Regions from separate parts of the Homo sapiens genome. Here all the other regions are linked to region 1. A link is a contact called in ENCODE Hi-C or POLR2A ChIA-PET data. All regions are on one chromosome and are shown on one strand. The core of a region is the stretch at or near the end of the contact, and the rest is flanking DNA. Distances in the headings are between cores, read along the strand shown.

Region 1 (4,262 bases), core at 1,150-3,649:
ACTAGCCTAAAGCTTTAGCTGATTGGGAACAAATAGATTAATACTATTCTCTGAAAAGCTATTTACTTCAGTCTAGAGTCTCATGCAAATAAATAGGAAGAGCAAGGAGCTTGGACCATTCCCAGGCAACTACTGCTGTCCCCTAAATGTTTGTCAAACAGTAGACAGGAACTCATGATTTTTTTTTTTTTTTTTTTTTTTTTGAGACGGAGTCTTGCTCTGTTGTCTAGGCTGGAGTGTAGTGGCGCCATCTTGGCTCACTGAAACCTTTGCCTCCTGGGTTCAAGCGATTCTCCTGCCTCAGCCTCCCGAGTAGCTGGGATTACAGGCTCCCACCACCACGCCCAGCTAGTTTTTTGTATTTTTACTAGAGACAGGGTTTCACCATGTTGGCCAGGCTGGTCTTGAACTCCTGACCTCAGCTGATCTCTCTGCCTCGGCCTCCCAAAGTGCTAGGATTACACGTGTGAACCACCAGGCCCAGCCCCATGAGTAGATCTTGATTAGCATTTTTTAAAAAGTAAAAACAATAGAAAAAGCATGACTCATATGCTGCAAAGTTAGGCATTGTTTTGTGAAACTTTTCTTTCGTATGTATGTGTAGAGATATAAAAATACATCTTAGGTTGAAATATAAATTTTGGGGGTTTTTTTGCTTTTTTTTTTTTGAAACAGAGTCTCGCACTGTCACCCAGGCTGGAGTACTGGAATATGAAAAATCACCACAGTGCCTCATACACATTAAGCATCAAATTAATAATTAGTATTATTTCTGTAACTGTGAGCCTGAAATACTATATCTTTGATAAAGCCAGTTTAACCTACTATAATGCAAACAACAAAAAAACCAAAAAAACCTTAAAGCCACACTGCTGACAAAACTTAAGAGTAGGTCCTTTGATTACTCGGGAAATCATATGGTCCTTGAGTCTTTTAACTAAGAAAATAAGTTTGTGCTGATTCACTTGCTCATTTGGCCTTCCTTTGTGAGTAGTTGTATTTTCATTCACACGTTGGCTGACAAAACTTAGAGACGTAATGAGTAACCACGAAATAGTGTATGATAGTGAATAAATCATGAGCTTTAATATTTAGCTCTACCACTTACTGATTGTGCAAGATACAAAACCTCTGTTTTCTCATCTGTAAAATGAGGTCAATATCAGTACCTTCCTCACTTGGCTTTTGGAAGGAATAAACAAGATCTAGTAGCACAGTCCCAGCATACAGCATTTTTTTTTTTTCTGTAAGACAGAGTCTTGCTCTGTCGCCCAGGCTGGAGTGCAGTGGCGCGATCTCGGCTCATCGCAAGCTCCGCCTCCCGGGTTCACGCCATTCTCCTGCCTCAGCCTGTAGTCAGCTGGGACTACAGGCGCCCGCCACCGCGCCTGGCTAATTTTTTTTGTATTTTTAGTACAGACGGGGTTTCACGGTGGTCTCGATCTCCTGACCTCGTGATCCACCTGCCTCGGCCTCCCAAAGTGCTGGGATTACAGGCGTGAGCCGCCGCGCCCGGCCGCATACAGCATCTTAAATGATGAGTGCCTACCAAACACAGCTAAGGCTTCCTGGTTACTGTGCTGTGCATTGCGGTGTTAAGAGCACACGATGGGGGCTGGGTTCATATTCCAGTCCGGTCACTTTGGTAATGTAGCACTGAGCAAATTTAAGTCTCAGTCTTTTTATCAATAAAATAATAATAGGATTACCCCTTAGAGTTGGTGGGAAATTAACATAACTAATAATCGATGTAAAGCCTTAGTACGGTGCTTGAGGTATAAGTGGTCAATATCAGCCATAACTTCATTGTTTATGTTTTCAATAAGTGCTGCTGCTCTAATTTTACACCCATAAACTGCCTTTACTAATCTTCCTTCTTTTATGCCCAAATGGAATACACAAAAGAAATGCACAAGTTCAGACTACAAGTAATACTCCAGTGTTCTTATCAGTGAGGCCCTCTCGGACTTGAAAATCAAGTAGCTACCAACGTCTCGGGTCCATTCCCTTCGCCCTGCTGTAGTTTCTCCATTACCGCTGTTTATTGACAGTATTCCCCGCCTGAATGTAAGCCCCACGGGGCGGAGACTGTTTCACTGCGGTATCCTTAGCATCCTGATTAGTGCTTGGCATGTAACAGATGCTTAGAGCATATTTGAGAAAAATCAATCAACTGAATGAGCCCCAGCCCGACCCTAAAATCGCCTCCTGCTTGCCTCCCAAGAAGGGAGCTGAAAGAGGCAAAGGGCGTTAGGGCGTCTCCCGTCCCCCAGCTCTTTCCCCCTTACGCACCAGAAGGGTCATTGAATCGTTTCAAGGGCGCCTTAGGAAAGGACATGTTGACGGCCAGCTCCAGAAACTGAAGGTGACTGGCACTCCTCGACAACTGAATGCGGATTATCACTCCCTACCGGTTTCAAATTCAAATCTCCCCACATTCCCCACCCACCCCGGCGTTAGCCAATTGGAAAGCCAAACCCCTGGGCACACCAATCCCGCACAGGAACACGAAGAAAGAATGCTGGGTTCTGATTGCGTCCAATTAGCTGGCCTGCGAGTTTAGGCTGCCATCCAATAGGAGACCGTTACTGTTCCCCGCCCCACCCACCCAGTCATTCCCGGAGTTACTCAAGTGTAACCTAGCATTTGCGCAAGCGCACTTCCCTCCGGAGACGTTAGAAAGTGCATTTTGGCGTCACTTAGGGGACGGTGTAGTGAGTTCCGGCTTCACTGGTTCCAATTCTGTCCCATTGTTCGTTGCATGTGAACTTTTCTGGATTTCAGTTCTTTCATCCGGGGCCTGCCGGTGCCGTAAACGGCCATTCAAAGGGAAAAACGAACACGCACACCAAAGCGCTAGCTTGCGTTCCTGCGCATGCGCAGTGACCCGAGCGGAGAGGCCGAGGCGTAGCCTAAGCGTGGGATTCCGCGCGTGCGCTCGGCTCCGCCTGGTGCGGCCGCGGCCGGGAGGGACTGGATTATGTCGGCCCCGTTTGAGGAGCGGAGTGGGGTGGTACCGTGCGGGACCCCGTGGGGCCAGTGGTACCAGACCTTGGAGGAGGTGTTCATTGAAGTTCAGGTGCCGCCAGGCACGCGCGCCCAGGATATCCAGTGCGGCCTCCAGAGCCGGCATGTGGCGCTGTCGGTGGGCGGCCGCGAGATCCTCAAGGTAGCGGCAGCTCGGGGCTTGTGTTCAGTTTCCTCTTCCCAGACGCCCCCAGCCCCGTTTCCCTGAACGACTGTTGGGTGTCCCGACGGCTCCTGTGGCTGGCAGAAAGAGAAAGAGGATAACACTGACCAGGTTTGGGTCTGGTCAGAGCCCCCGCCTCTTCAGGGCAGGTGCTGAGTTGTGGAAATTTGAGGAGCCTATTTTCGTGTTTAGTTTTCAAACTAAGACTGCTGCTTCTGCTTCTCTGACGGGCTTCAGCTGGGAACAGATTAACTAGGTTGCTAAAGGAACAAATATTTCTTCCGTGCACTGAAGACAGGCAGGAAGACAACAGATAACGTACCTGCAGTGGAGAGGTTAAGCTCCTGTACGGAAGCGTAATTCATAAATAGATAAATATAGGAAAGGACAACAAAGAAAATAGGGATAGAATAACGGGCAGAGAATTTAGAGATGATGTCAGGTGATTAGTTTTCTCATCTAAAAGCTTGAAAATCCTGCATGTTTGTGGAGTGGTCAAGCAGGTGGTGAAGAGGTGTGTGCATAAAATAAGTAGTACTCCTTTTATTTCTTTTCACCAATGCTCTTTGGATCTGGACCCGCTTTTTCTTTGTTAAGTGTATAATTAAACTAACAGGTTGAAATTAGATTTAGTTCTCAGGTTAGATGCCCAAGATGTTTGATGGCAGTGTAATATGGTGAAGGGAGACTACTTGTTTCCTAGTTTTGTAAACTTGGGCGAGAGATTGTTCAGTGTCTCTATATCTTCCTTATCCACAAGATAAGGTAGTTATAGTACCCTTCTCATGGGATTGTTTTGAGCTTAACATGGTATTCACGTGTATGAAGAGCTTGGAGTATTCACTGGTATGTAATAAGTTCATACTATATGTTAGCTATTAGCTATTATATATATTACAGTATATGGAGGTGCTTTGAGTGCCTCAAGATTCGTGTGAAAGACATTATGTCAGCTTGGATCTCAGTTACTTTTCTGAATTGTACAATTCATAGTTTCCTCAACAATGGTTTTAGATTACGATTATAAATTAGTAAATCCAGTAACTTTCGGAATTTAGCAGTAGCTGCTGAA
Region 2 (4,333 bases), core at 1,388-3,887, 8.6 Mb after region 1:
CAGGCTTGCAAAAGAACAATAAAGATCAGGAAAAGAGAGAAGTTCAGAATGAATGTGGAGTAAATTACACTATCTGACCATAATTCAGAAAATGTTTCGACTCAGAATTTTAGATTCCTAAACTTGCTTAAGATTTCTCCCCTGCAAAAGGCCTTAAAACCATTTTCTATACCCATATAATGTTAAATCGGTGGTACTTCCTTATTTCCCTAACTGAAATAATACCCTTCATTTTTGGTGTCATTTCAAACATAACCATAACTACTTTGGAGGAAGTGGGTGTATCACTCCTGAGTTTTTGAGAGATGTTTCCGTAAAAGCAAAAGCAACAACAACAAAAAACCCCACACAACCAAAAGACGCCTTTAACTTCCATTTAAAAGAGAATTGGTTTTTAAAAAGCTAACCACTGTTATACATATCTGGCATATATATGGGGACTGCCGAAGCCAGACAGTTGGCAAAAATATGTAAGCCATTTTTGCTCCAAAGTTAGCTAGGATCTGTGGGGAAGTAAACAATAGCTTGCAAGCCCCTGAATGTAGTGCCACTCAAAAATTAAAGAGGAATCGCACTATGCACATTTAATTTAGCAAGTCAAATTACTGCATATGCTGGCCAAAAAATAAAATAAAATAGCAACTTAAATACCAGCAGGATAAGGGCAGTGGCTCACACCTGTAATCCCAGCACTTTTGAGAGGCTGAGACTGCAGAATCACTTGAGCCAGGAGTTCGAGACCAGCCTGGGCAACAAAGTGAGACCCCGTCTCTACAAAAAGTACAAAAACTTAGCCAGGCATGGTAGTGTGTGCCTGCAGTCCCAGCTACTCAGGAGACTGAGCTGGGAGGATCACTTGAGCCCCAGGAAGTCAAGGCTGCAGCAGTGAGCTGTGATTACGCCACTGCATTCCAGCCTCAGCGACTGAGCAAGAGCACGTCTCAAAAAAATCATCATCATCATCATCATCATACCAGCAATTCTGCCTGCCACTTTCCACTTTGTAAGCACATGCTCCAAAATGAGCCTAAGATAGGGGTTTGTCTTCCTCCTTTTAAGCCTCCTCAGGGCAAGCATCTCACAGCGCATCACAACTCTATGGCTTTCAAATATGCTTATTTGCACAACACAGCCCCTAAAGGTAATCTAATTACTTATCTGGGTTACAACCAAAGCAACAGTAACAAGTTTCAAAACTGAAGGAAAAACCGTCCAGGATGTAGTCAGAAACAGGATGCTAATCTCAAGCGTTGCACCTTCCTAGGAATTTTTAAGGGTTAATTTTTATTACATACAATGTTTGCCTCACGGGCTGACTTAAAAACTTGACTCCCACATGAGCTACACAGAAAACTGTGCAAGAAGGAAAGGTTTTCACAAACACACTCACACCTATGAATTACTGAAGTCCCTGCTCTGTGTTGACCTGCAGTGCAGTATGTTCAGATCGCTCCCGTTCATCTACGGTGTAAACTTCTCCAAAACATAGCTTCTTATTTACACAGGAAAGCTCTGAAGGGCAACTAATGATAAAGCCACAGGAAAGTTTTCTCTGCAAGCAATCAAGGCCTTGCTCGGGAAAAGAAACGTTGAGTCTGATTTTGTTCGTTTAAGCCCAAGTGTACAAGGAAACAATAAACATCACTTCCTTATTCTAGAGGACTGAACAAAGGCTTTGCCGTGCATAGATATGATAGAAAAGGAAGTGGCACGTTTGAAGAAATAAATAGCAGCAGCGTTTAAGAGGATCCTCTGACCCTCCCTTACCTCCAAACAGTGTCTCAAGGCACTGCCCTGGATTGAACCGCAGTTCAAACTTCTTAAAACCACCCGAATGGCCCAGGTCTGTGAGTTGGCTCCTCCATTCATAAAGCCATAGAACACCAAGAAAAAGTTATGGGGCCGCAAGAACTAAGGAAGAGGCGGCGATTTAGAAGGGGGAGGCCCGCAAGATTCCAAATTCAGGTCCTCCTCCCCACTACTCCGTCTCCCATCATCATTCTCTTCTCGTTTATCATCATCCTTCCACTTCAAATCACACTCAGTCCTCCTCCTTCTGACACGCCATTCTTCTTCTGTTTTTGTTTGGTAAAGCAAAGTTAAAATTACGGGCCTTAGGACTAAGATAACTAAGTTCGAAGCCAGGCCAGGCCACGTAGTAGTCGTGTGTCCTTGCATAAGCCACTTAATCTATTTCGTGCCTCGGTTTTCCTATCTTGTAAAATGGGTTTGATAACAGTACGCACCTCGGAGGATTGGAGTAGAAGTTAAAATGAAGCATATGAGATGCTTTGTAAAGTCCCCGCACATATTACTCGAATATTATCGTGTGACGGTGGCCATTATTATTACTACTCTTTGCTGGGGTTCCTCTCCTCCTCACACACCCTGCCCCTTACACACGCCCCCACTCCCCTTCCCCCTACAGACCCCCAATGGTCTCTCACACTCTTTCATCTTACGCTCCTCTTTCCGGTAAGCGCAGGCCCGCTTACCGGGACCGACAGGGCCCGCGAAGCGCTGGCTGGCGGGCTGACGAGCTGGCGGGCTGGCGGGCTGACTCCCCGACGGCGGCGACGGCAGCCCCTGGCCCGGAGCTCTTTTCCCTCTACCCCGGATCTGCTCCTAGAACCGAACGAGCCAGTGAGGTGAGCGCCCCCGTGCCCAGAGCGGTCTTACGTGCCTCCCACCAAACAACCGGACGGCACCACTCTACCCACCCGATCCGCCCGACTCGCCTGCTCTCTAGAGTCACTCCAGACGCGCGCGCGCGCCTGGTCACGCCCGCTCCTCCCCCTTTGCGCGCCCCTGCGACTCCGTGCGTGTTCGCTCTGCCTGTGAGGTCGCGGGAAGCAGCGCGCAGGAGCAGAAGTAACAGGGTGCCGCCGAATAGGTGGGGAGTGGAGGCCTGGAAGCACGCTTGCGGAAGACGGCCCGCCTGCGGCCCTCTTCGCGTGATTAGTTGCGCTCGCTCAATTTAATCATGATTCTTACTCCTCCATTTTGGTCCTCTTTCCGAGCGAACAAGGAAGGGGCGTGGTCTAGAACTAGCGCCCCCCCCCACCCCCCCGCCGTGGGCGCGGCCTGGAAAAATCCAAAGGCCGAGGAAAGGGCGTGGCCCTTCGAACAAACCCCTCGAATTACCACGCCCCCTCCTCCTGGCTTTGAAGGACCGTTAAAATCGTTGGCACGAAGGGATTTGTGAAGAGGCTGACGGAGAAAGAGGCTGTCGCGACTTTCTGTTCTAACATGGCCCCGTAGATGTCTCACAAAGCATCTATCCTACGGTTCCTTTCTGGCAAACAATTAGTTGGGGGTGGGGCGGCTCCCCAAAGCCGAATGTGGGTGACGTCCGCCAAGGCCCGCCTACCTCCCGGCCTCACCGAGCAGAGCGAGGAACATTGCCATAGCAACTGGCCCGCCAGGGTCTGCTCGAGTTACAAAGAGGACGGCGCCTCCCGTGGGCACGGCGCCTGGCCAGCGCAGGCGTCGCCGGGCTCTTCAGAGCTCCAAAATCTTTGCGGACGCGCAGGGAGCTCGCCAGATTTTAGTGTCGAGACCCACGGGCTCAGGCCTCGCCCAGGAGCTTCTGAGGCCCCTCTGCCAGCCCCTTGGTTCCCTCTTAATCCTGCTTGAAGAGAGGGCTCTTGACCGACGCCGGCCCTGGGCAGCGTGTGGCCAGCTGGGGCGCGCCTCCGCCTCGTGTTCTCCGCGGTGGGAGAGCAGACAAAGCGCCCGCTTCCTGCACACAGTGTCGGCGGCGGGCCGCCCTCAGCCACTCCCGCCAGCGCTCCACCCCTGTTCCCGAGAGGACGTGGGGGCTGCCCCAAGCACGGTTCTAGTTCTTGTCCCAGATGCTTGTACTTGAGAGGCTGTTGATAAGAAAACGGCAAATGTACCCCTAGTGACGAGGAGAGGGGCTTCTACTATTCACTTTGCACTTTTAAACATTTCCCCCTAAGGGGATTCTCCAAAATCCTCCAATTCCTAGGCTGGATGCCGAGCTGGCCTTGAGCGGCAATTTCAAACGGGATTCCCAAAAGCTGTTCTCCAGGGAGGTGAACTAGCTCCAGCCTCCAGGATAAGAGCATCAAATGCACTTTCTGAACTCCAGTCCTCCTCTTCTCCCCCCCAAATGAGTGTCTAGCTCCTTATCTGCAAAATTAGGTTACGAATGGCTGTCGTGAGCTTGTGAAGATTAAATAGTTAATAATTGGAAAAACACCCCGCACCGAGGAAGATATAAAAGAGCGTTCAATAAATGGCATGTCTCAGTTTGCTCTCCCTAAAACAGTCGATTTGGGGCCGGGATTGGTGGCTCACTGAGCCTGTA
Region 3 (4,018 bases), core at 731-3,230, 6.2 Mb before region 1:
CGAGGACACGGAAGCTCTATGCCCCTCTATGCCTAGCCCTGTGTCTCTTCCACAAGGCTGATCCTGAATTACATTCTTTATAATAAAACCGTAATCACATGTATAGCACTTTCCTGAGTTCTCTGAGTTGTTCTAACAAATTATGAAACTGGAAGTGAAAAAAGGGGGTGCCCAGGCAGGGAGGGGTAGTGAGAATCCCTGAATTTATAGCCAAGTCCAACAGAAGTTCAGGTAACCTGGGAACCCAGGACTTGCGACTGGCATCTAAAGTGAGGGCAATCTTGTGGGATTGAGGCTTTAAACCCATGGAGTCTGGCAGTAACCCTGGGTAGTCAGCGTTGAACTGAATTGTGGGGCATCTAGTTGGTGACGGGGAATCAAGAACTGCTGGAATGATGCAGCATGCTATCTCATTCTTTATGTCTATAGATTCAGGTTTACTGAAAGGAGATCCAAAGCAGCTATTAAGTAAATATTACACAGGTTGTATGCAGATATGGCAAGAATCAGGAATGTGATACCGAAGTACTAGATGTTGAAGGATCTCCTGACTAGAGTAAATGGACTTACTGCTATTCAAAGATTTCCTAAGGGAAAATGCCAAGCTTCAATGGTACGTGTGATTGTGATGTTTTAAAAGGGGTAGTAGGCCGGGCGTGGTGGCTCATGCCTGTAATCTCAGCACTTTGGAAGGCCAAGGTGGGTGGATCACTTGAGGTCAGGAGTTCAAGGCCAGCCTGACCAACATGATGAAACCCCATCTCTACTAAAAATACAAAAAATTAGCTGGGCGTGGTGGCGGGCACCTGTAATCCCAGCTACTCAGGAGGCCAAGGCAGGATAATCACTTGAACCCAGGAGGCAGAGGCTGCAGTGAGCCAAGATCATGCCATTGCACTCCAGCCTGGGCAACAGAGCGAGACTCCATCTCAAAAAAATAAAAAATAAATAAAAAAAAAAGGTCAGCGTATAGTGGAGATGAACAAAAAATTGCTTTAGCCACAAGGATACTATTTTTCCCCTACACTTTTCTAAAAACTTTGAGAAACATGTAAAATTGAGTGTGCCAATTACATCTTCATATTATGAAATGTCCACATGGGAGTCAACATTTAAGACCACGAAAGGTAAGTCTACAAATCCTGTGCATACACCAGCAGGTGTCCACGGTGCCATAATAAACATGCAGTAAGCCTTGGTTGACATTTTCACTCTCAGCTTAATGGTTTGCTTAGCTAATTGCTTTCATTAGGAGCTTTAGAGCATCAAAGGAGGATTTAAAATTAGATTTGCTTCAAAACAGGGAAAACAAATGCAAAAATATATTCTTTGTTTTTCCAAAGTCAAAACTTCTTCATAGATGTGAGGACAATAGCCATTGGTTAAAGTATAAGAACAGTATTTCTCAATGTGTTATCAGCAGACTAGCAAATCAAATCTGAGTTTATTAAAAATGCAGATTATTAAACCCCTTGGGAGGAAGCTTTATTTTTAACAGTTCTTAAGGTGATTCTTATGCATGCTCAAGTTTGACAACTTCTGCACTAAACACCGAAGGTTCACAGTAGACTCCATTGATTATGGCTCTGTCACTAGCTCTGTGGCTTTGAGAAAGTCCCTGATCCTCTCTGGGCCTTGATGTCCTCACACGTAATAGTGTGCGCTCTGCTATGTCACCAAAGCCACCTCCACCTGCCTGACTCAATGCTAAAATGAAAACTGGAACCAAACTGAAGATTGCAAGAAGCTTCCAACTCAGGGAGCAGAGTTCTGAGTCTCACCACATAGAGTTGTTTCCAGATGCTTCCCCATTCCCAAAGTGTCGTTGTCACTTCTTGTGCCAGAGGAATTTCTGCAGGAATGATGTTCTCAGTATTTCTATTTAAGGTGGGAGAAAAAGTGGTGTGAAATTGAGACCCAGGTGCTAACAAGATAAAACACCAACAAATTTGCATTAAGCTGCAGCTGCGGAGGGGCCTTCCTGACATTAGACTAAAACACCTCCAATAGCCACACCAACTACATTATGCAAATACAAGGGACTTGCTTTGTTATGTCCTCCTTCGCTAGGGTGGGCTCATTATTTAGGATTAATCTACTTTAATACAGTTCTAAGGTAGCTGCCAGCAAAAAGTTTGATTCTCCAAACTAATACCCCCTCAGAGTCAGATCTCAGTATGAATCAATTTGGATTAGATCTCCCATTGAGTAACGGAAAGGAGACCCACAAATATACACAGGCACAAAGAAGATAAGCTGAGCAACCCTCAGCTCTTCCAAGTCAGATTTTCAAAATAAACAGGACAGAGACATCCATGAGCCACTGGAGGCTCAAGTCTGGTGAAGAATGGCAAATACCTTCTTTTCTCAACTGTCACTTCCTTGATGTGGATAAATGACTTAGGAAAAATGCCCTGTTGGAAACAAAACAAAACAAAACAAAATAAAATAAAAAGATATATCACCACAGAAATGAATGACCCTACGTCTTTATAATTTTTTTCCAAAAGCTACTGGCTTATAAAATCCCCAGACTTTAAAGGAATAAACCCAGAGCCAGATAGAACAGGGGCTGGATTCTAAATCTACTTGTTTAGATCTGGCTTTCCCTCCAGTTCTCCATCAGTTGCTCTAGATCCCACAATAGCCCTAGATCTCACCATAGCCCTAGATCCCAAGGGATGCTCCAACCCATTATGGCCACTCATCCTGCAGGTGGGCTATAAGACAGTATCGTTTGAAAGACAACCTAAACCACTCACTGACTTTAAGCGAGACGAGGAGCTCTGCTTCTCCCATTGCCTGCCCGATTCCGGAAAGCGGTCACCCTTCACAGTCAGGAACAACTGGAAGGTCAGAAATAACTGGTCCTGAAGCAACAATGTTCCTAGGTGCATTTGGGCTAGTTCGATTTGAGACCTATTCTGCCTGCATTTATTCCATTGTTCTTTGAGAGAGCAGAATAGGACCATCCCTCCCGACACAGCATGTCAGGGAAGAAGGAAGAAGCTTCTATTATTTCCTTACTCCATACATTTGGCTCAGTTAACAAGGTAAGTTTATCAATTACTTGGAAATCCCTTCATAAATGCAACCAATGTGCATACTGGGGACATCTGGTCACTGTGCTAGGTGCTGTGAGAGAAAATGAGACAAGCAAAGCAAGCGCCTGCTCTCATGGAGACAATAGTGAAATGTGAGGTTAGAACAAGAGAACCCCTCAAAAGTAGAAATCAGGCCTGTCCTTTCTGTGTTGACCTGGGTATACGGATGAGGAGATGACTGAATGCTGCAAACAACTCTAAAGGAAGGCAGTAGAATAAATTTCAAATTTATAACGCACAATTCCACAGAGACTCGAGGAAGGGAGAAATCATAAGTGAGTGGCATATCAGGAAAAGTTGCAGGGAGATGGCACCAGAGATGAACCTTAAAGAATGAGGGAAAGTGGGAGGGAGCTGAGCACAGCGAGTGACAAGGCACAGAGGTCAGAGAGCACAGGGCACAGGAGGGAGAGATGGATTCCCTTTGCTGAGGAGCAATGGTGGGAGAGACCTGCTCAGATGGGATAGCGGGGCCATATGAAGACCTCCAGTACTGACACAAATAAAAACCAGGTGACCTTACCTGTAACATTTTGTGCTTTATGAGGTATCCCCTATACCAGTCTGCAAAAAGAAAACAAAGAAACAGTTCCCTCATTTATTACAAGTTTGTTGCTAGTGTTTTTCTGTTTTGTTTTGTTTTGTTTTAAACTAGTAAAACTACTGCAAATTGCTTTAGACCTTGGGTACAGATCAAACTCTGGAAGCTCATAGTCTTTGAAATCTGTTGAATTGGTTGCCAACATCTCAAAATAACATCTAAAAATAGACTTCATATAAAGGTGCTCCTGATTTTGAAAAATCAGGAGCCCCAGTAGTGCTGGCCAGTGCTCCCAACTGGCTGGGAGGAGAAAAGCAGCAGGGTCCACCAGACAGAGCATCTGCCTCCAGTCCACCAGCCTCAACGCAGCCCC
Region 4 (4,348 bases), core at 516-3,015, 6.8 Mb before region 1:
GTGACAAGGATAGAATTTAGAAGGTTTGGCTCTTGGTTCAAGGGGGCTGGTCTTTAAAGACGGAAAGAACACTTTGTTCCTTGGAAGGAGGATTGGAATGCAGAGCGAGAGCAGGGCTGAGAGTGGGAATGTGTGCAGGGAGGAGGGGTGGGGAGGAGAAGGAGAGTTCCAGGGTCCCACTGAGAGAACAGCACAGGGGGAGAGGCATCTGCCCTACCCAGGAGCCGGGAGCCTTGTCCCAGGAGGGATCAGCAGGCAGTCTGAAATCTGAGCCCAGGGAATAAGGCTCCCACTGTGGGAGGGCTTTGGTCAGAAGTTGGCCAAAGCTCTTACTATGTGAGCTGTGGCAAGAATGCGCTCTACATCATAAGCCAGTACACAGCTACACGTGCCACAGTAGAGGAAACAAAGATGGAATTTTCACAGGACAATGCCTATTCCTACTGCATGCTTTGTGCACTGATATTTTCTATTCTATACCCCTTCCCCTTCCCTTCCCTTCCCCCCTCTCTCTCTCCCTCCTTTTCCACCTGCCTGGCAGCCTTCTTTTCTTGTATAGTTTCTTTCCTCTTGTGTCATCAGCAAAGTTGATTTCTAGACCCACTAGTAGGGCTTCCTTCACTGTTGTTCAAGTGTGGGGAGAATTAAAGGGCTACATCAGAGGCCAGCTAAGGCCCCGCATACCCCCACTCTCCTGTTTCACTCCCTTCATAATCACAAAGTTCCTTCTCCTGCCTTTCCTTCTCCTCCTTTTTTAAAACAAGCAAACAAACAAACAATTTCATCAGTGTCAAGAATAGCAGGATTTATTTCACAAGCTTTTTGGATGATAATAAAAATCACGTGGGGGCCGGTTGATGTCACTGAGCCTCAGGCTTCTCCTCAGAGAGTCCGTTCAGGTAGGTCTAGGCTGGGCCTGGTGATCAGTGTTTGCAACAGGTACAGCTAAGTAATCATGATGATCAGGCCCATCAGGGATTCCCTAATCAGGTTTAACCCCTGTATTGTGCTGATAAGGAATCTGGGGCCAAGTGAGGGCAGCTGCCTTGTCTGAGATCACACAGTGGGCGCCACCCTTGGGGCCAGACATTGTAGTTAGACTGTCTGTGCCTGCAGGCCCTGTACCTTGTACATTACCAGGAGAGACCTTAGACTGAGAAGATGAAGACTGGCCCCCACCATGCTGTAAGTTAGGGATGCAGCTGGGCTGGAACCTAGGTCATTGTAGAATGCTGCCTTCCTACACGGGCCTGGCTTCCTGTGGGGAGGTTCAGCCCATTTCCAGGGCCAGCTAGTCCCTTAAACAAAGGCAAGCAGAGAGGACTGCTGTCTATGGCTGCCCAGCCCCCATCACTTCTTGCTCTGGTCCTGAGCGAGGCCAGGGGTTTATGGGGTGAAGGGAGAATGAGTCACCTCCCTCCACTCACTGTCACTTGGTCCTCTGGGGGTAGGGTGTAATTTGAAGGTTTGCACCTAGCAATAGCCATAGCAACCACCTCCCTGCTATGCCCACCATCACTGTTGCACCGTCCACCAGACCCTGGCAGTGGTCCCACAGGCTTGGAAGGTGCTTTCTGTAGCCCCTTAAAGCAGGAGGACCCTGGGAGCCCACACTTTGCTGCAAGCCAACTGCCAGGACCTGTTCTGCCCCCACTCAGCTCTTTGCTGCTCCTCTGCTGAGGCCTGCGGTTTGACATTTCCTTCCTCACCCAATTCGAGCCCCGGCAGCCTCCAGCCTGGCTGCTAGAGATACTGGTGAGAGGCAACACCGCAGAGAGCAGGAGGTTCTTTCAAGATCCAAAGCAGCCTTGTGAGCTGGTCAGAGCCCTGTCAAACTCTGTAGGAGGAGGGCGTTGAGGTGAGCCTCAGTCCCACCTCGCTCAAGTCATTACTGAAATGTCACCTCTTCAGTGAGGCCTGATCATTTTAAATGGCAACCGCATCCCACCCCTGCACTCCCATCCCCCCCAGCCCCCCACCCCTGCACTCCCATCCCCCTCACCAGCCCCCCACCCCTGCACTCCCATCCCCCCAGCCCCCCACCCCTGCACTCCCATCCCCCCCGCCCCCAACCCCTGCACTCCCATCCCCCTCGCCAGCCCCCACCCCTGCACTCCCATCCCCCCCAGCCCCCCCCTGCACTCCCATCCCCCTCCCCAGCCCCCCACTCTGCATGTGCATGGTGCATATGCAGCACATTTCACCTCCTTAAAGTTTCCTCTCCACTAGCAGGGATCTTTGTTTTGCTCATTGATGCACCTTGAGCACTTCTAAGTTCCCAGCACTTAGAAGGCCCTCAGTGCACATTGTTGAATAAACAGGTGACAGAATGGGAGTGGCTGCTGCAGCCAGCACCACCTGACACGGCCAGGACACAGGACACTAACGGGGCTCCCTTGCCAGCTCTGTAGGAGTCCTTTTATCCCACATGCCCATCGTCTTCTTGAAACAACCACTTAAGGGAACCAAAAAGAACCATGTCACAAGCATTCTGACGGCATGGTCAGGAGGCAACTAGGAAGCCCCCGCTGCTGCTCTTAAAGCCTCGCTCTCTCTGCCCAGTCACAAAAGCCTGGAGTTGTCAACAATATTATTACAGAGAGTAAACCTTTCCCTCCCCTTCCTCCTTCTCTTTCCTCTTAAGTACCAGTGTGTTTATCAAAATTTGTTTATCCCATTGCTCTAATGAGGTAGGAGGTTTGGATACCATTTCTTTCTTTTTTTTTTTTTTTTTTTTGAGACGAAGTTTTGCTCCTGTCCCCAGGCTGGAGTGCAGTGGCGTGATCTCAGCTCACTGCAACCTCTGACTCCCAGGTTCAAGTGGTTCTCCTGCCTCAGCCTCCTGAGTAGCTGGGATTACAGGCGTGCACCATGCCTGACTAATTTTTGTAGTTTTAGTAGAGACGGGGTTTCACCATGTTGGCCAGGCTGGTCTCGAACTCCTGACCTCAGTGATCTGCTCACCTCAGCCTCCCAAAGTGCTAGGATTATAGGCGTGAGCCACCGCGCCCAGCCTGGAGCCCATATCTTGGGAGAAATGAGGGAGTTGAGGGGCAGGGGAGGTGATGGAGGAATCGAGAAATGGTGGCTGCTAAGGACTTCCTTTGCTAACTTAGCAAGTTTATTTTAGGCTAAACTTGTTACTTCGAGATGGTCATTAAGCAGAAGAAATAGAGATCATGAGCCGTTCTCATAGGCAGGCCAGGGACTCAACAGTATCTGCCTCCAGAGAGCTTGCAGCAGAAAGGGAACTGACACAGGGGTGTGTGCGTTGAAAGGGCACTGGCTTGGAAATTAGAAAGGCTAGCTTGTGGTGCTGGTGTGAGTTGTGGGAAAAGGGGTGGCCTTTACCACTAACTACTATGTGGCTTCAAGCTACTCCCTTTTTTTTTTTTTTTTTTTTTTTAAGATGGAGTCTCCCTCTGTCACCAGGCTGGAGTGCAGTGGTGTGATCTCGGCTCACTGCAACCTCCACCTCCCAGGTTCAAGTGATTCTTCTGCCTCAGTCTCCCAAGTAGCTGGGACCACAGGCACGTGCCACCATGCCCAGCTTTTTTTTGTATTTTTAGTAGAGACGGGGTTTCACCATGTTGGCCAGGATGGTCTCGATCTCTTGACTTCATGATCCGCCATCTGCCATCTCCTCTGTAAAATGAAATTGGACTGATAATCTGAGGTTCCTTCCAGTTGCCCCAAATCTCGAGGAAACACTAAGCCTATTGACTACTAAGGGTCTCGCTGGTCTCATCAGTGGGTACTAAGTGGGGCTGCAGTCTCGAGTTCTGGATATCTGAGAGATTGGAATGGATGCTTGTTGCTAGGGCATGCTGGAGATATGGTTCTGTCGGCAAAGCCCTCCTGCCCCAGCTCCCCCAGCTCCATCCTGGGATTTGGGGATTTGCTAGTTCTGACATGAAGGAACCCAGGGACTAAGAGTATCTTCAAGTGTCTTGGTCAAAGCTGGCCTCAAGGGCATGAGTGATTCAGGGAGTCTCTCATTCTGCAACCCCTGCCTTTATAGAGAATACCTCCCCAAACTTTTATAAGAATCCGCATCACCAAGTGGGAGTCTGGGAGGGGAAGATGGAAGGAGAAGGCAGGCCACAGAACAGCCCACTAGAGGTTGTGATAAGAAATCTCCAAGGAGCAGCTGATTCCTGTGGGTCTAGATGATGGTCTGAAGATTCTTAGGAACAAGACAGCACTGCCAGGTCATGCAAAAGCCAGGGGACCTCAGCCCCAGGAATAGTAAGACAAGAAAATACACAGCTATCGTATCCAGATCCTAAGGCTCCTGATTTTTGGAGGGAAAGCCAGGTGTGAGCTGACAAGTCTTTAAGGGGGAGCT
Region 5 (3,790 bases), core at 540-3,039, 8.7 Mb before region 1:
CCTCCCTCCCTCCCTTCCTTCCTTCCCTCCCTCCCTCCCTCTTTCTCTCTCCTTCTCTTCCTTTCCTTTTTCTTTCTCTCTTTCTTCCTTTCCTTTCCCTTTCTCTTTCTTTCTTTCTCTCTTTCTCTCTTTCCTTTCTCTCTTTCTTCCTTTCCTTTCCCTTTCTCTTTCTTTCTTTCTCTCTTTCTCTCTTTCCTTTCTCTCTCTCTTTCTCTCGCTTGCTTGCTTTTCTGGAGCTCTCAGAGCTGGTCAGAGCCCTCCAGGCCTACAGCTTTCGTGGAGTCAGAGCCTTCATCTCCTAGTATGGAAGCAACCCTCTTGGTCTCCCCACCCGCTTCGTACAGTTGGCCAAATGGTCTGAAACAAATGAAAGACCTGCCTTTCAGCATGTTTTGGGAGGTTCAGACAGCGCCTGACTCAATGAGAACGGTCAGCGACGAGCGGCGTTTCCTTCTTTTAAAGACCCTCTACAATTCCAGGCACTCCTGCAGCTGTGGAAACATTCCGAACGGCTTAGCAACCAGGACACCCTCTGCGCCGACCACTACCAGCATCGCAGGCTTCTTGAGCTGGCTTTCCCAGTGGAAAACCATGCTTGGTGTTTGCACACTGTTCAAAGGATGTTTTCGAACAAAGCACCGAGGAAGGGGCGAAAACACCTCAACACAGCCGTTCTCTGGGGTTGGAGCTATTGAACTGTGACATTTGCGAAGACTCAACTTGTTTATGACACGGTCCAAATAATAACCCTTGCAGACTGCCCGCCCCCCCCCCCCACCCCCAGCACTCTCCTTAGATTCAGGTAAAAGCATGTTATAACCGTCTATAGGACAAACAGGCAACAGTAGCAGTGAAGTGACTCAAGTAGCCAGGATCGAGAATGAAGGTGCTCAAAGAAGACTTTAGTTTGATCTGTATGTAGTGCGCTCATCTTTTTTGAAACTAGGAAATTAAAAATTAGAATAAAGTTTTTATTTAATATGCAAATACATCCGCAAACCCATCAGGAAACATAAGAGAAATCAGTGCCAAAGGAGCTCTTTCTCCCAGCCCTCTAATCCTGGCAGGTTTGTGGATCGTGGACGGGGAGCCCCTGGAAAGGACCGCGCCGGGAAGCCGGGCCCTGCAGGGACTGGCCGCGGCTGCACCGGCGTTGCCCGTCGCACACTAGGAGGCAGCACCGCGCCGAGGAACCCGCAGCAGACGGGCAGCCAGCGTGTGTGCCTGGGGCGAGTGCCCTCGCCTGCCGGCGTCCCCATCGGAAAAGTGGGGGCGAGGGCAGCCTAGCGGAATAGCTGCGGGAGGATTAAATGAACGAGTGCAGGTTCACCTTCTGGGCGCTGACAACGATCCGTGGGCTCTCGCGAAATGCCAAGTCGCCGTCCCGCTTGCTCCCATAAAAGTTTTGGGAGCCACGCGGCGCGGCGGGCGGGCTCCTGAGTCCATGAGCGGTCCCACCGAGCGGTCCCCGAAGCTTCCCCAAAGCCCAGCCCGCGGCTCGCGGAGCGTGGTGTGGGGGGACTACAGTTTCCAGAGTGCCCTGCGGCGACGGGCGGAGCCGGGGAGCGCCCGCAGCCAATTAGGGGGTCCCGGGGCTCTGCCGGGGAGCGGCGGGTGGAGCCGGGCCGGTGGGCGGGCGCGGGGACGGTCCCCTGGAACGGGTCCGAGGCTCTCGCAGGCAGGGCTGGGCCGGGCAGGAGCTGCGAGGCCGGCACAAGGGAGGCGGCCCTGGGGACCTGACAGGGCGGGGGCGGGGGCGGGCACGCCGCCGCCTGCGCGGTTCCGGGTGCTCCCGGCGCGGCGCTGCCCAGGGCACACTTGACCGAGGTCGGGCTGCGGGGAAAGGCGGGTCTGGGGAGAACCCCGAGAGACGCGGCGTCCTCCAACTCCTCCTCCTTCTCCTCGCGGCCGCCGAAGCCACAGCCCGAGCCCGAGCCCGAGCCCGAGCCGGCGCCACCGCGCCCCCGGCCATGGCTTTTGCCAATTTCCGCCGCATCCTGCGCCTGTCTACCTTCGAGAAGAGAAAGTCCCGCGAATATGAGCACGTCCGCCGCGACCTGGACCCCAACGAGGTGTGGGAGATCGTGGGCGAGCTGGGCGACGGCGCCTTCGGCAAGGTTTACAAGGTGAGGGCGCTGAGGTGGGTGGCCGGACGCGCGTCGAGGGGCTCCGGAAGGAAGGGATGCCTGAGCCGGACCCGGCCAGCCTGGCTCCGGCTCCGAGGGCTGCCCGGCGCTGAATTCGGGGTCCCTGGCCCTCATCCCGATGACTCTTGTTTTTTGGGGGGAACATCACTCGGCCCGGCCGAGTCCCTGCGCTCTGGGCGCCCCCTCCGGGCACGGTTGCCGCCCCCACCCTAGCCCTGTTTCGGAGCACTTCCTGTGTGTCCTGCACTGCGCTCGGCGCCGCACGGGGAGACAAAGGGGCGTTGACAGGACCTCAGCATCCGAGAGGGCCACTCGAGGGACCTTCCAGGGACGTTCCGTAAAACGGCGATACGGGCACACTTTTTTTTTTAAGAGAGACCACAGATGCTGTGGGAATATCGAGGCGATGTGGACCGAGAAACTCGGCTGCGCTTGGACGGGTTGGGAGCTAGGGACACATCTGAAGATGAGCCAGAGACAGGGAAGTGGGGTGGGCGAGGGGTGGCCCATGGACTGAGAGGTGGGGCTTGGAAAGGTGGGTTGGGGCTGGTCAGAGGGGGAGGTCAGGATCTGGTGAATGCTGAGCCTGGGGGAACAGATTTGATTCCGTCGGTCTGAGTCACAGCTGGGGAGTCTCCCAGCCTGCAGTCACCTCTCCCCTAGAGGAAGACGCGGCAGAGAGCTTTTGTGGAGTGGGTGGGGCAGAGCTGATTGAGTCTAGAGAAGTGTGGCAGCAGGACGTTGGTTTCTGCTCCTGGGAGCTAATTCTGAGGTGGTGAGTTGTTTTAGGGAGCCAACACCTACAGCTTGACTCCCCCCTTTCCCCTAAGAAAATTTTTACTGGGAGACGCCCACTTGTTAAATTGGTGTATACCTCCAGGAGAGCACCTCTCTTCTAAGCCACTATCCTCCTCCTTGGGGCTCCTGTAGCTTGTAGGGCACTCTGACCCTAGGATTGCCGTTCTATGAGGCTGGACCACAGAGAAGGCTTCTCCAGGCCTTCTCCTCTGACTTGGAAGTGGTCTATCGCCTAGTTACCGAAGTAGTTCCTAGATGACCGGTGTTATAATAGCATCATTTGGGAGCTTGTCAGAAGTGAACAATCTCATGCCCAGCCCCGACCTGCTGAATTAGAGTCTACGTTTTAATAAGATCCCAGGTGATTCCTAAGCAAATAGGTTTGAGAAGTACTGCCCTAGAGGCTTGGAGTGGTGGCGTTTTTTCTTTTTTCTTTTCTTTTTTTTGAGACAGGGTTTCCCTCTGTTGCTCAGTCTGGAGTGCAGTGGCCCGATCTCGGCTCACTGCAACCTCTGCCTCCTGGGCTCAAGCAATTCTCCTGCCTCAGCCTTCGGAGTAGCTAGGTCTACAGGTGCACACCACAGCCCGGCTAATTTTTGTATTTTTTGTAGACTTGGGGTTTCGCCACGTAGCCCAGGCTTGTCATGAACTCCTGAGCTCATGAAATCAGCTCGTTTCAGCCTCCCAAAGTGTTGGGATTACAGCGGTGAGCCACCCTGCCTGACCTGGAGCGGTGGCAATTTTGAGACCAACCAGGCCCACTCAGTGTCTTTTTTTATTTTTATTTTTTGTGAGACGGAGTCTCACTCTATTGCCCAAGCTGGAGTGCGGTGGTTTGATCTCGG
Region 6 (3,733 bases), core at 624-3,123, 5.7 Mb after region 1:
TTCAATGCCAGGTCAGTCTAGAAACCAATCTTATGGGGCATGTGGGGAAAGAATCAGATAAAAGAGGCACACAGAATGCTCGGCTATCAGATGGAAGTACAACAATCTAAACAGGAAATATACATGTACTCTGCAGTTACAAATACTGCAGACATCATCTGTAGCCTGTAAGTCTGCGATTAAGATAAACAGAAAACCAGATGCTGGGAGGAAATATTCTGAAGAAAGGAGTTAGGTCATGGAATTACCTGGCTCTTCTTTTAAACCAATTGGTTTTCCGCTTGAACACAAAGCTGTACTCATCACTCTGTCCATACGCGATCACAATATCCTCTAGTTCTTCCATCACAGTCTGCGCACATTTGGTCATCAGCTGGAGAGCACGGCTGTCATTGGGTTTTGCAAAGTTGTGCTTCTCAGCAAACCTTCACAGGGGAAAAAGGGAAGAAAGCATGGATGGAAGCCTGTCATTAACAACACGCTCTGTTGCTAGATAACAGAGGCTGTTTGGAGGAAGATAATGTAATAGCACTGTGAACTCAAATGCTCAACTAGCCACAACCTGATCCATTTTCTTAAGAACTTAGTTTTTTTCCTGCCCTGAAATTGAGAAAGCCAGACAGAAATGCTAAGCCTCAACTCTCCTTTCTGTGAAATGGGAATAAAAGAATATTTACCTCATTGGGTTGTCCTGAAGATTAGGGAGAAGATAAAAGTAATCATACCTAGCTCCTAGTAAGTGCTCAATAAATGTTAGTTATAATAATCATTAACAATGCAGCCCTCTTCAAAGATTAAATTCCCATCTTTCTGTTATATTTCTTTCTCCCCCTCCCTCTTTTTCTGAGACAGGGTCTTGCTCTGTCACCCAAGCTGGAGTGCAGTGTCCAATCACCGCTCACTGCAGCCTTGACCTCCCAGGCTCAAGCGATCCTTCCACCTCAGCCTTCCCAGTAGCTGGAACTACATGTGTGCACCACTGCGCCGGGCAAATTAAATTTTTTCTTTTTCTTTCTTTCTCTCTTCCTTCTTTCTCTCTCTCTCTCTCTTTTTTTTTTTTTTTTTTTTTTTTTTTTTGTAGTGGCGGAGTTTCACAAACAACAACCACAGAAAAAACAAAACAAAAACAAAAACTTGGTCTCCAACTCCTGGCCTTAAGTGATCCTCCTGCCTCCCGCGCCCAGCCTTCTCTTTTTTTCTGACTCTCTGTTGAATCTAGTCCATGTGGCCTGTTACTGATAATGAAGCACAGACGTTAAGTATTGCCCACAAGCAAGGCTTACACAGACTTCTGAACAGTCAGCATTCAAAGATATCTAACAGAATAGCTAGGCAATTGGCTTAAGAGCTTAAATATTGTGCATGAGAGTGACTTTTAACAACAGGTCCTTGCTAACAAGTCTCTGTTCACTTAACACGGGCACTCCAAGCCAGATCCTCATCACGGGAGCACATCGCCCATTCAATTACGCTAACAGCCAGCGTTCAGGCACTGTCCTAGCCAACACGCAGGGCGGGGCAATGCTCCATGCTGCGCACTCATTGGCTACCGCGTTACCCTGGTAACCGTGACTGGAGCGGGCGGGAGGACTTGCAAGGGAAGAAGCTGGATTCCCCGGAAGCGCTGGCGCATCGCGACGCCCCGAGTCGAGCTCGCTCACCGATGGAAATTCCGGCCGTCCAGCCGCACTACCACCCAGCAGTGTGCCAGGCAGGTGTCGTCAGCCTCGAAGTCCCTCACGTACTCGAACTTGCTTTTTGCCATGGTCGCCCCCAATCTCAGGTACCGTCTCAGAGTGATGGAAATGGTGGCCAAGGAATCGTGAACCTTAACTTTACAGGCGCCCCACATTCTACACGCGGAAAGGAAAGGGCCAGATAGCCCCGCCCCGGAAGTGTTCTCTTCGCGGCTACTCTAGCCGTAGGGCAGTCATAGTCTCTCTCGCCTCTCCCTGTAGTTCTTAACCTCCCAGGCAAAGAGGATGGAGGTTTAGGTTCCTCCGTTAGCACCTTCCACGCTTGCTTCTTCCTCCTCCCGTCCTGCGGCAAATCAGTCTCACGAGGTTTTTAAAAATTATTTTTTATCTGCTGGTCTTGACTTACTGGCAAAAGCAATCAGTGTCCCCGTTAGTGCCCAGATCAAAATCATACCCCAACCTAAAAAAAAAAAAAAAAAAAAAAATTCTTTTTCTGGTGTTTGAAGGTGTAGCTGTGATGTTTCCCCTTTTCTTAGTGGCATTTATTAACTTGTAGAAAATCTGGAATACACCAAAACTATAGTTAAGAAAATTAACACTTTGTTTCTCCGTCTTTCCCATCAAAGCATTGTGGATGGTTCCTTTCAGTCTTTTTTCTTTTTGTGTATGTAGGTTTACACAGGGAATGCACAAGATTGGAATTATTCGCCTATACAATGTTTATATATTTTTCCACTCAGCTTGAGCATTTGCCAGTATCATCAATTATTCCAAAGTGTGATTTTTAAAAGAAAAATGGACTCAATATTCCAACATATGGGTATACTAAATTGATTTATTCAACTTTTTCACCATTAAATAATCACAGAACCAGTGTTTGATATCTTGTTGCTGGTGGATAATAGTAAAAATAAAATCCTAATATTTGTGTCATACTTTGTGATTTACAAAGCTCTTTCAAATTCATTACCTACTTACTTACTTTTTTTTTTTTTCCATCCTCAAGAAAGATATTCAGGCCAGGCACGGTGGCTGACGCCTGTAATCCCAGCACTTTGGGAGGCAGAGGCAGGAGGATTGCTTGAGTTCAGGAGATTCATACCAGCCTTGGCAACGTAGCAAGACCCCTGTTCCTACAAAAAAGAAAAAAAATTATCCAGGCTTAGTAGCCCATGCCCGTAGTCCTAGCTATGGGAGGATGAGGTGGGAAGATACTTGAGGCCAGGAGTTCGAGACTGCAGTGACCCATCATTAGCCACTGCACTCCAGCCTTGGTGACAGAGCAAGAATCTGTCTCTAAAGAAAAAGAAAAATATTCAAACAATATAAATCCTTTTATATGTAGCAAAAAGTCTCTCACTGACTCCTAACAACATACTTTAGGCAGTTACTGTTACCAGTTTTTTGTGTATCCATACAGGGATCTATATCAGTATGTGTGTATATCCTCATAATAGTACCACAAATGGTAGTCATCACTCCTTTGATGCTCAGAGTAACATCAGAGGGATGCAAAAGAGGAACTGGGATTTCACCTTTACAAAGGGGAAATCTGAGACTCAAAGAGAAAAAAATAATTTACATAAGGTCACATATGTGGCAGGACCAAGACATAAATTATGACATCCTGCATCTTTTCTTTGTTTCTGTTGCTGTGAAGTCAGTTTTCTGTAGGTTATCATTCCTCACCTTTTACTTCCACAAACTCCTCTCTCCAAGCTGACCAGGAGACAACCAAATCTTGCCTCCTCTAGGAGCCCTACTTTCATTAGGTGAATTTTTCAAAATTACTTATCAATATGAATTCATGATTTTTATTTTTTTTATGTGTATGTTTTCGAGACAGAGTCTCACTGTCACCTAGGCTGGAGTACAATGGCATGATCTCAGCTCACTGCAGCCTAGACCTCTTGGGTTCAGGTGAACCTCCCACCTCCCTTCCTAGTAGCTGGGACTACAGGTGCGTGCCACCATGCCCACCTAATATTTGTATTTTTTTTTGTAGAAACAGGGTTTCCCCATCCACATCCCACACT

The links. A loop is a pair of places that touch in the nucleus more often than their neighbours do. ChIA-PET counts read pairs that join two places held with the same protein, here RNA polymerase II (POLR2A). Pooled maps may share reads with other maps.
Region 2: POLR2A ChIA-PET joins it to region 1 with 10 read pairs in GM12878. The contact joins the promoter of CNOT8 here to the promoter of HMMR in region 1. POLR2A ChIA-PET finds 5 or more read pairs at or near these places in 2 of 52 experiments (GM12878 and endothelial cell of umbilical vein).
Region 3: a loop to region 1 is called in a pooled map, with 18 times the contacts of the local background. The contact joins the enhancer-like site here to the promoter of HMMR in region 1. A Hi-C loop is called at or near these places in 2 of 50 pooled maps.
Region 4: a pooled map shows a loop between it and region 1 (6-fold over the local background). The contact joins the enhancer-like site here to the promoter of HMMR in region 1. A Hi-C loop is called at or near these places in 6 of 50 pooled maps.
Region 5: a pooled map shows a loop between it and region 1 (4-fold over the local background). The contact joins the promoter of STK10 here to the promoter of HMMR in region 1. A Hi-C loop is called at or near these places in 1 of 37 single-sample maps with no recorded cell type and 6 of 50 pooled maps. POLR2A ChIA-PET finds 5 or more read pairs at or near these places in 1 of 52 experiments (GM10248).
Region 6: a loop to region 1 is called in a map with no recorded cell type, with 28 times the contacts of the local background. The contact joins the promoter of THG1L here to the promoter of HMMR in region 1. A Hi-C loop is called at or near these places in 3 of 37 single-sample maps with no recorded cell type and 8 of 50 pooled maps.

What each region holds. Positions count from the first base shown.
Region 1 is chr5:163,458,769-163,463,030 of GRCh38, reverse strand. HMMR (hyaluronan mediated motility receptor) reads right to left here and starts at 2,399. Exons shown (of 18, transcript NM_001142556.2): 1 at 2,293-2,399. The coding sequence starts at 2,338. It overlaps NUDCD2 (NudC domain containing 2), which reads left to right and starts at 2,929. Exons shown (of 4, transcript NM_145266.6): 1 at 2,929-3,169. The coding sequence starts at 2,981. RefSeq lists enhancers at 2,153-2,212, 2,963-3,212 and a silencer at 2,543-2,632.
Region 2 is chr5:154,856,931-154,861,263 of GRCh38, reverse strand. CNOT8 (CCR4-NOT transcription complex subunit 8) reads right to left here and starts at 2,637. Exons shown (of 7, transcript NM_001301073.2): 1 at 2,496-2,637. RefSeq lists enhancers at 1,329-1,831, 2,335-2,837, 2,793-2,962, 2,838-3,341, 3,342-3,843 and silencers at 2,373-2,432, 2,493-2,592.
Region 3 is chr5:169,668,938-169,672,955 of GRCh38, reverse strand. DOCK2 (dedicator of cytokinesis 2) reads right to left here. Exons shown (of 52, transcript NM_004946.3): 3 at 3,628-3,668; 4 at 2,359-2,414; 5 at 1,782-1,878. Among named protein-coding and RNA genes, the nearest start is that of DOCK2, 34 kb to the right of the region's middle. Within about 2 kb of position 1,980, at least 3 of the 41 ENCODE cell types and tissues checked have a DNase peak (open chromatin) inside an H3K27ac peak, as active enhancers do.
Region 4 is chr5:170,276,133-170,280,480 of GRCh38, reverse strand. The region is part of intron 3 of LCP2 (lymphocyte cytosolic protein 2); the gene reads left to right. Among named protein-coding and RNA genes, the nearest start is that of LCP2, 19 kb to the left of the region's middle. RefSeq lists a silencer at 3,361-3,410. Within about 2 kb of position 1,765, at least 19 of the 41 ENCODE cell types and tissues checked have a DNase peak (open chromatin) inside an H3K27ac peak, as active enhancers do.
Region 5 is chr5:172,186,223-172,190,012 of GRCh38, reverse strand. It overlaps STK10 (serine/threonine kinase 10), which reads left to right and starts at 1,789. Exons shown (of 19, transcript NM_005990.4): 1 at 1,789-2,126. The coding sequence starts at 1,971. RefSeq lists enhancers at 1,029-1,804, 2,857-2,936, 3,597-3,646 and silencers at 1,477-1,836, 2,137-2,186, 2,317-2,396.
Region 6 is chr5:157,729,560-157,733,292 of GRCh38, reverse strand. THG1L (tRNA-histidine guanylyltransferase 1 like) reads right to left here and starts at 1,873. Exons shown (of 6, transcript NM_017872.5): 1 at 1,662-1,873; 2 at 249-425. The coding sequence starts at 1,852. RefSeq lists enhancers at 1,597-1,956, 3,273-3,352, 3,383-3,502.